Linked DNA regions of Mus musculus: all the other regions are linked to region 3. Evidence: chromatin contacts called from ENCODE Hi-C or POLR2A ChIA-PET data. All regions are on one chromosome and are shown on one strand. Each heading gives the region's core, a stretch centred on a gene start or an enhancer-like site at or near the end of the contact. The rest is flanking DNA. Distances are from core to core; before and after follow the strand shown.

Region 1 (2,850 bases), core at 248-2,747, 410 kb before region 3:
ACTATATTAAACATTTTTGATTGGTTTAAATTATTTGAAAATCATCATTCAAACGTTTCCTTCGGATCTTAGTCAGTACTTATTTGGTAGATTTATCAAGTGAAAACAAACATATGTTTGTCTGAAATAAATTAATTTTCAGTTTTACACGCATTTTTTTTTACTTTCATTCTCAGACAATAAACATGTTTTACAGTGACATACTTTTTTTTTTTAATTTGCACACGAGCTACACCAGCAGGGGGCGAAATACAAAAGGAATAAATTTGACAAGCCATATAGATTTTTCTCACTTCAGTGACTGGCCAATAACAAAAATATTCAGCATAACCACAAAGCAGCAATGCAGTCTCTGTTATCTTGCAATGACTGAATTGTGAGGAGACAAATGAGGGTCTATTTTAGTTCTTCAAGTTAATTTGTCTAGAACATTGCAGAGGCAGGATAAACCATGATGAATTGCTATTGTCCTTATCTTTTTCAACGTGTGTAATTCCTCCAGTCAAAGGGCTAGACAGTTCTCTGAGATGACGGGTGTTTTCAGTCCTTGTTCCTTTCGGTTACTGCTGAGCTTTGCGGTTTGGGAACTATTTTAAATAATTCAGCGTGGGCAGAAAGAGAACCCGGCAGGGCTCAGGGTTTGTAGGGTAGAGTCCAGGGTTCACCGTCTGAGACAGGAATAAAAATCCTGCAGCTTTGTCTGAGTTTTACAGTGGAATGGTTTCTAACAGAGTCATAATAAAGGACGGGGAGATGTTATTAAAAAAAGACCAATTGCTCAGGAACCGATGGAAACAAAAACCTCTTATGACCTCTATTGTATAGAATCGCTCAAATGCACAAGTTGATTGGAAAGATGTATGAAAATGATCATCTTCTCCAAACACCAACACAATTCTGGACTGATTTTTGTAGAAGACCATTTGTTAGTTTGCCTGCTGACTTCTCGTCTTAAGTAGGACAATCACTTCTCGTTTGTTAAATAACAGCTTCCTCTTTTGTTGGCTTACATAAAAAGGGAAGGGAATGAAAGTCTTTTATTCCGGGCAAAAAGGACAAGCTGCTGAATGTTGTCCAGCCGGTTTTTCAGCAGAGATCTGGTTCCGTATTTCCATACGTCTGCAGTTTTATTCCAAGGCGGAACTTAACCCTCTCCCCGGCTCATCGGGAAAGTACTGGGCGGAGAGAAGCTCAGGTCTGTGGCCCGGAGCGCTGCCTCAGAGGGTCGGGAGGGGAGGGAGGACGTCCCCAGCCCACACTTCAGTGAGTACGGAAAAAAGACCGTTTGCCCGCAACCAAAATGGCGAACGTCGTTCCACACGACGGCGCCTGCGCAGAAGTAAGAAGTCTGTGACACTAATTCCCCTGGAGTGTCCTCCCCCACCCCGGCACCCACCAGCGCCCGGCCCCGACCTAGCCACCTGCGCCCGGAAGTGACGTATGGACAGCAGCGGTTCCCCGCTGCATGATGGGAGAGTGTGTGGAGTGGGCGGGGGTCTCCGCGGAGGAGGAGGAGGCGGAGGCGGCGGCGGCGGCGGAAGAGGGCGGAGGGTAGTGGGATGGGGGTCCCGCGGCAGCGCTGAAACTCCGGGTGGGCGTCCATGGCGCCGCGCCGCTGACAGGGCTGGGAACAGCTCCCCTTCCGCCCTCACCAGCTCAGCGTCCGAGTAACCGGTCCTTCCCCGGGGAGCCAGTTCCTCCCCGGGCCGCCGAGCCATGCCCATCGCGGCCGCCCGGGACGAGCCAGGTGAGTGCTGCCGCCGCGCTCCCGGGGTGCGGAGGACCCGGCCCGGCTAGTCGCCCCGGCCTGGAGCGCCTGCCCGCGTCGGCCCGCGTGCGGGCCTGCGAGCTCCGGCGCGGGCTCTGCTCTTCTCCGCGGGTGCGGAACGCCGCTGGCAGCGCCCGAAGCCGAGTGGCACGGCGCTCGGCATCCCAGGCTCGGCCGAGGAGAGCCAGCCGTGCCCTCCCGGCCGCCGTGGCCCGCCCTGCCTCTCGCCGTCCACCCGCCCCGAGCTGCGCGCCGGGGTTCCCTCCCGGCCGCTGTGTAGAAGTTTGGGGCTCCGCTCCGGCGTCCTCCTGCTCCCACCTCCCTCGTGACAGGTGTAAACACTGTCTGCCTCGCGGAGGCCCGAGGCCGGCTGCTGCAGGACTGTGCCGCCTCGAAGGGTCTCTGAATGCTCCAACGGACAGAGACGGCCCAGAGCTGTGTCCCTTGCGGAGAGGACCTTTTAGGCACTCCTCAGGAAATTATCTGTGTCTTCTCCCTCCTTGCGTCCGAAAGTTGAGCCATTATTCTTTAAGCTCCCGACGTGGCAGGTGCTGCCGGGGACAGAGGGTGAACGGTGGTGGGTTCTTTTTCCCTTTGGAAACGGAGACTAGTTGTGCTTCCTACCGCCCCCACCTTGTTGGTTTATTCAAGTTATAGCGTGATGTCCCTCTGAATCTGAATCTGTTGCGGTTGAGGAAAGAACTGACTCATACATGTAAATATTAACGGGGAGGGGGCAGGGAGCGTCAAAGGAGCGTTGGTTCTGTTTCAGAGTTCTTACTAAAAGAAGTAAAACTTTACTCAAACTTCAGGGCATAAATATCTTTCACGAGGTGTTTTTTTTGCGGGGGGGGGATAGTGGTGGGGATAGGAACTTTGGAAAGGTTCAAATCAGATTTTACATTTGTTGAACTATTAGAGAAATATATACTAAACTCTAGGGGGAACTCTGCTTCAACTCTAATGCGTTGATATAAGCAGCCTAGTTTACCATATTTTATAAGTTTCTAAACGTTGGCATTTGTAGGGATCATTTTTAACACTCTCCAGAAGTGTATTTGTTAAAACAAAGTACCTATGGT
Region 2 (2,862 bases), core at 63-2,562, 300 kb before region 3:
CCTTTTCCATAGGTTCTGAACACTTCTTAACAAATACTAGGAATTCAAAAGCACGTTTCAAGAACAAAGCTTGAAAACAACGACTGTTCCTGAAAGCCAGCTAGGGTTTGACTGATTCTACTTAAATAAAATCTGCCGTTTCTGAGTCTGTCCCTGCTGACTGCCCTCCACTCAGTGCCTGCAAAACCGACTTTCTACTCCTGAAACTACCTAGATGCGAGCAAAAAGTTATTCTAAAACAGTCTCACTGCTTTGCGAAACTTACAATTCAATTTTCAACTCTACTGATTTGCTACCATTCCGGCTAAAGCTAAGACAATTTATAGTTAAGAAAAATATGAACAATTCAGTACTTTCTCTCGACGCAATGGTCCTCTGAAGTGCCCAGTGTCAATGGTACAAAGTCTACGCGTCGGGACAGCTGGCTCCCCTCAGCACCGCCCCCCCTCTGCCCCGTCATAGGCGGTTAACACCAAGATGACTTGTAGATTTCTAATTTAAAAACCAGGAAGGCATTAAGTTTAATAAACATTTGGATCCAAAATCAATTCACTTGGGCACGGAAGAAAAGAGGGTGAAGAGAACTGTTTTAACGCAAAACCACCGGGAAACTCTCGAAACACAATATAGCAAGTTGGATGCAAACCCAGACACGGAACTCAAAAGTGAAGCAGCCTCCCTGCCAGCAACCGGAATCTTTAAAAAAAAAAAAAAGTCTCGCACGTTCTCAGCACCAGAGCCACCACAGCGAGCGCGCGCGCGCGCGCACACACACACACACACACACTCACACACACACACACACACCAGCTGTGACGGCAAAAGCTCCGGGCCCCTGCCGCCCGGACCCCGCCCCAGGTCGTGACAGTCGGGGTCTCCAGGCGGCCAGCGGGTGCTCCCCAACCTGCCCGGTCCGGCCTCCGCTGCCTTGGGCTCCCGCCTGGCCCAGCCCAGCACCGCCCCTCGCCCGCCGGAGCCCAACCCCGGGGAGCCTCCAGCTCGGCCCGGAACTCACCACAAGCAGGTCCACCAGGAGCTAACGCATCGGAGGGGTTTCCGCCCACCCCTCAAGCTATGCCCGCTCCATGCGGGGCGCCCCCGCCGCGGGGCCGACGGTAGCAGGGAGCTCGGCGAGGCCGGAGCTACGACTCCGGCGTCCTCTGCTTGCGAGTCGGGAACATTATACAATGGTGGAGGCGGCGGGCAGCCTGGAGGAAGCAGGAGGCGGGCGGAGTGGACGCCCGGGCCGAGAGAGGTACAGCTCGTGCTCCAGCACTCGCCGTGCGGGAGTGACGTCCGCCTGCGAGCCTCTGGCGAGCTCCGGCCAGGCCCCGTAGGCCCCACCCCCTGCCTGGCCGGGCCCCGCCCCACCAGCCCCGCCCCTGCAGTATAGGCCCCACCCTGCCCCTCCCACCTCCTACTATAGGTCCCGCCCACCCGTGCCTTCAGGTCCAGATCTCCGTAGGCCCCGCCTCCAGCCGGTCCGGACCCGCCTCAGCTTCGCAGGGCCCGCCCCGGGCCCGCCCAAGTGCCATAAATGCAGATTCCCTCAGGGTGAACTCTCAGGAAGCGGCGGACAGACACCAAGCTTATGCAGCCTCTTCTGTGGACTGAAAGCTAAATAGGAGAGGTAGAAATGGGAGCGCCCAAGCCGGACCGCCACTACTACCACTAATGGCCCCCACATACTGGAAAACAGACATGACAGAGTGGGTGATGACAAAGACGGCAGCGCTGGCACAGTCCGCAGAGGAGCGCGACCACAAATATGACAGGCATCCGAGCTATTTGGCCACTTGGGCCGGCTGGCGGGAGGATAGGGTCCACCAATGGCCCTCGGAGATATGGGAATGGGGGGAGGGGCCAAGGGCTCCGTGTGGAGCTGACGACAGAAGTTGAAATGAGTCACCAACTAGTACCTTTGGAGTCGGTCGGACATACCAGAGTTGCATCCTTTATGGAGACCATGCAGCCAACCAGAGGGAGACCACGCTTGGAGAACACAGGGAACTGGAGGCGTGGTCCTCTGCCCACAAGTTTCACGCTGATAGCCTTATCTTTCCCATTTAAAAAACAAAAAACAAAAAACCCCAAAACAACAAAAAATCCTTAATGTTTTTAACTACTCAAACTTAGCAAGGAGCTTTATATTGTCCTTAGTATTAGCATGTGCCTAAGTGGTTCGAATTTAAGAGAACTAAGAGGCCAGGGACAGCTCAACAGGAACATTTATCATTACCTTTAAAATGGCATATGCATTCTACATAAAGATATTACAAAAGAAATTCAGGCACTTTAAAATTTTGGCTGCCACTCCAATCAATAATTTCTCTTCAGACCACTTTGCTGTTTAATGGTCCATGACACTAGTTGTATTTAAGGACAATAAAGCTTTAAGACCTAACATAAAGGTCTTAAACATCAAGACAAATTTATTCCAACTCAAACTGTTCTGTAATGATTTGTTATCAATCGAGTTGATGATCCTATCAAAATTAAATATGAGCCATCACCAGTTGTAGGACCCCTACACTAGGTAGGAAGAGGCAGGCAGATCTCTCTTAGTTCAAGGTCAGCCTGGTCTACATAGGCAGTTGTAGGCCAGCCAGGACTAAATAGTGAGAATGTGTCTCTAATAATTATAATAATTATTATTATGATGTGTGCTAAACGGTAAAGGAGACAATGTCAGGTTTTATTAATTAGAGAAGTAAAAAGGTTTTTGTTGTTGTTGCTGTTTGTTTTTAGCAAATCCTTGGCATTATCAAAATCTCATATACATGTTTCATGAGGTATAACCAATATCAGCTAATTGTATATCTCTCTGGCAAGTCATTATAATAGCACAAAATGGCATCGCAT
Region 3 (2,793 bases), core at 27-2,526:
AATCATCCATCCTTGCACAGAGAGGTAAACCATGTTCTGGGAAACAAGATAAAAATATGTATAGGTCCTCATCTAATGAACACACCTCCCTCCCACCAATAAGCTCCTATTTCAACAAGCTGTACATGACAGCTAAATGGCTTCATGTAAGGAACTCTTTGCTGTCTCAACAATTGGACGTTTTACACCTCGACAGGACATATTGATTTGCACAGGTTTCTGTTATGGTATACTTCAAAATTACTTTACTTCACATTGTCTTCCTCTTTAACTCAGCTACACCTAACTAGGGCTTTCTTGGAGGTCTGGGGAGGTAGTTCTTTTCAAAAGCAGAATAGGGAAAAATAAATAAATAAATAAATAAATAACACAATAAACGACTGCCAAGGTTTCCCTTTTTATCTGCTGTGGCCCGGGAAGATAGTAAATAAATGGCATTTTTAAAAAATCCATTGAACCATCTTTCAGACTGGCCAAACACTTGACTGAACTGTTGGCGTGCCAAGTCTGGAGACCCGGAAGGGGGTGGTTAAAATCCCGCTTGTGTTTCAGCTTAAGTTACATGGCAGACACGCCACCGAAAGTGGTGGCGTTAGAGCTCTGTTTCTCTGGGAGAGTTTTACGTCTTCAGCCTGCACACACCAGGCTTCTCCCCAGAGTCCAATGGACTCGCCCCAGAGGGCGCTAGTGCACGCAGTGGCTCACCCTTGGCACTGTGCATAGTGCCACCCGGACTCGCTGGTCACCTAAGGGTAAAGCTCTGCTAGAGTCTTGTACGTGCACGCAATGAGACTTTCCCCCATCCACCCACTCCTTTGTCTCTGTACCAGGAAAGCCTACAGAGCCCTTAGAAGAAAGGATTTCCCGCAGGATGGAGGTTGGGTCGTTCCGGACTCCCTAGCGGAGGGCGGGCACCAACCTCCGAGGGCTCCCCTCCTCCACCAGCTGAGGAGAAGAACTGCCGAGGCGTTCCAGACGCTCCCCTCCCTCTCTCCCCGAGGCCTGGACAGTAGGACTGAAAGCTGCCAGGAGACAGGATTGGCCGATGGCCTCACGCCCCGTCGGGAGAGCCCAGCCTGCCTGTCTCTCACTCTCTTTGCTGTGCCTCCCGGAGGGTGGGAGAAGGGCGGGACCTGGGAAACGTCAGGGAGGTGGGGAACGGATATTCAGGGTTCTAATTGGTCGTAACATCGGAGGTGCGCCTACATGGGCGGGGCGAGCTCAAGCCCCGCCCTCCTTCCTAGGCTGCAGCCTCCAGCGTGCCTCCTGCGTTGCATCATCTCCAGCCTGCAGCGGCTCTGAAAGAAGGCTGGGCGCGGCGCGGTCTGCTCTGCCTGGGCTCCAACCCACAACCCACGTCTCTCTTTTATCTTTCTGAAAAGTGTTCCTGTAGGGACTCACAGAGCTCGGAAGCCGCAGCTGGCACAGGCCACTGTCTCCGCCTGATCCATTCATTCGAAACCGGTCTTTTCTCCAAGTTCCTTGAGTGTTACCGCTTAGAGCGGTGGGCAACGACATGGAGAAGAGCGGCGAGACCAACGGCTACCTCGACGGCACCCAGGCAGAGCCTGCGGCCGGGCCCCGAACGCCCGAGACGGCGATGGGCAAATCGCAGCGCTGTGCTAGCTTTTTTCGGCGCCACGCGCTGGTGCTGCTCACCGTGTCGGGAGTGTTGGTGGGTGCCGGCATGGGCGCGGCGCTGAGGGGGCTGCAGCTCACCCGCACCCAGATCACTTACCTGGCCTTCCCGGGCGAGATGCTGCTCCGCATGCTGCGCATGATCATCCTGCCGCTGGTGGTTTGCAGCCTGGTGTCGGGAGCCGCCTCCCTGGATGCCAGCTCCCTCGGGCGTCTGGGTGGCATCGCTGTTGCTTACTTCGGCCTCACCACGCTGAGCGCCTCGGCTCTCGCCGTTGCTCTGGCGTTCATCATCAAGCCAGGGGCGGGCGCGCAGACCCTCCAGTCCAGCAGCCTGGGGCTGGAGAACTCAGGGCCTCCTCCGGTCTCCAAAGAGACAGTGGACTCTTTCCTCGATTTACTCAGGTACTGCTCTCCACCCCGCCAAAGGCACGGCGGGAGACGCCACGTGCACTCATATCACCTAGAGTTAATTCAGTTACTGTTGGCCCTTAACACTAAATTTCATATTTACGTCTGGGCTACGTGCTGGCCACACCTTTAAAGACTGGAGGCCACAGCTTTTTGCTGGAACCGATTTTCCGTTAGGTGGGATGTTAAGTGTATACCTTCTCAGTTGTGCTTTACTCCTTACACTGGGCTCTCTCAGTTTTGTTTGTTTGTTTTGTTTCGTTTTTTTAATTGTTCCTGTTTTCTCCCCTACATCACCCCAAAGCTTCCAGGACATTGAGTGACTTTCACCAGAGGAGCTATCCAGCTTGTAGTCTGAGGTTTTCTCTGATTCAGCCTTTGGTCTGGAAGGAAGTTGGCAATTTTCAGCAGAATTATGGATGTGTCCAAGAATAATAAAACTGGAGTTAGTTATGTGGAGCCCGTTGCCCAGCTACGTGACTGCCTCTCAGGCTTAGGACAGGTTGTGGACGTTCTTGGTCAGGATCATGGGGCCTAGCGTTATTTCTTTGTAGAAAGCGGGGAGATCCAGAGAGTTGAGATACACACACCTTTCTTTGCTTGTTTTTTTTTTTTTTTTTTTTTTTTTTTTCTCCACTCAGGAGTTGTATTTCATCCCCTGGGATGATAGAGTGTAGTTTTCAAAGCTTCACCTCTCCATTTGAACTAATCCAAAGTTCACAGATGGGAAAACATTAGTCTGCA

Evidence for each region. A loop is a pair of places that touch in the nucleus more often than their neighbours do. ChIA-PET counts read pairs that join two places held with the same protein, here RNA polymerase II (POLR2A).
Region 1: a map of v-Abl transformed pro-B cells shows a loop between it and region 3 (4-fold over the local background). The contact joins the promoter of Aftph here to the promoter of Slc1a4 in region 3. A Hi-C loop is called at or near these places in 1 of 37 maps with a recorded cell type or tissue (v-Abl transformed pro-B cells). POLR2A ChIA-PET finds 5 or more read pairs at or near these places in 2 of 5 experiments (Patski and embryonic stem cell).
Region 2: a map of left cerebral cortex shows a loop between it and region 3 (2.3-fold over the local background). The contact joins the promoter of Sertad2 here to the promoter of Slc1a4 in region 3. A Hi-C loop is called at or near these places in 1 of 37 maps with a recorded cell type or tissue (left cerebral cortex). POLR2A ChIA-PET finds 5 or more read pairs at or near these places in 5 of 5 experiments (Patski and embryonic stem cell).

The regions. Positions count from the first base shown.
Region 1 is chr11:20,740,203-20,743,052 of GRCm38, reverse strand. Aftph (aftiphilin) reads left to right here and starts at 1,497. Exons shown (of 10, transcript NM_001290545.1): 1 at 1,497-1,747. It overlaps Gm46272 (predicted gene, 46272), which reads right to left and starts at 2,421. Exons shown (of 1, transcript NR_168691.1): 1 at 1-2,421.
Region 2 is chr11:20,630,427-20,633,288 of GRCm38, reverse strand. It overlaps Sertad2 (SERTA domain containing 2), which reads right to left and starts at 1,312. Exons shown (of 2, transcript NM_001038625.1): 1 at 1,016-1,312.
Region 3 is chr11:20,331,196-20,333,988 of GRCm38, reverse strand. Slc1a4 (solute carrier family 1 (glutamate/neutral amino acid transporter), member 4) reads left to right here and starts at 1,276. Exons shown (of 8, transcript NM_018861.3): 1 at 1,276-2,043. The coding sequence starts at 1,517.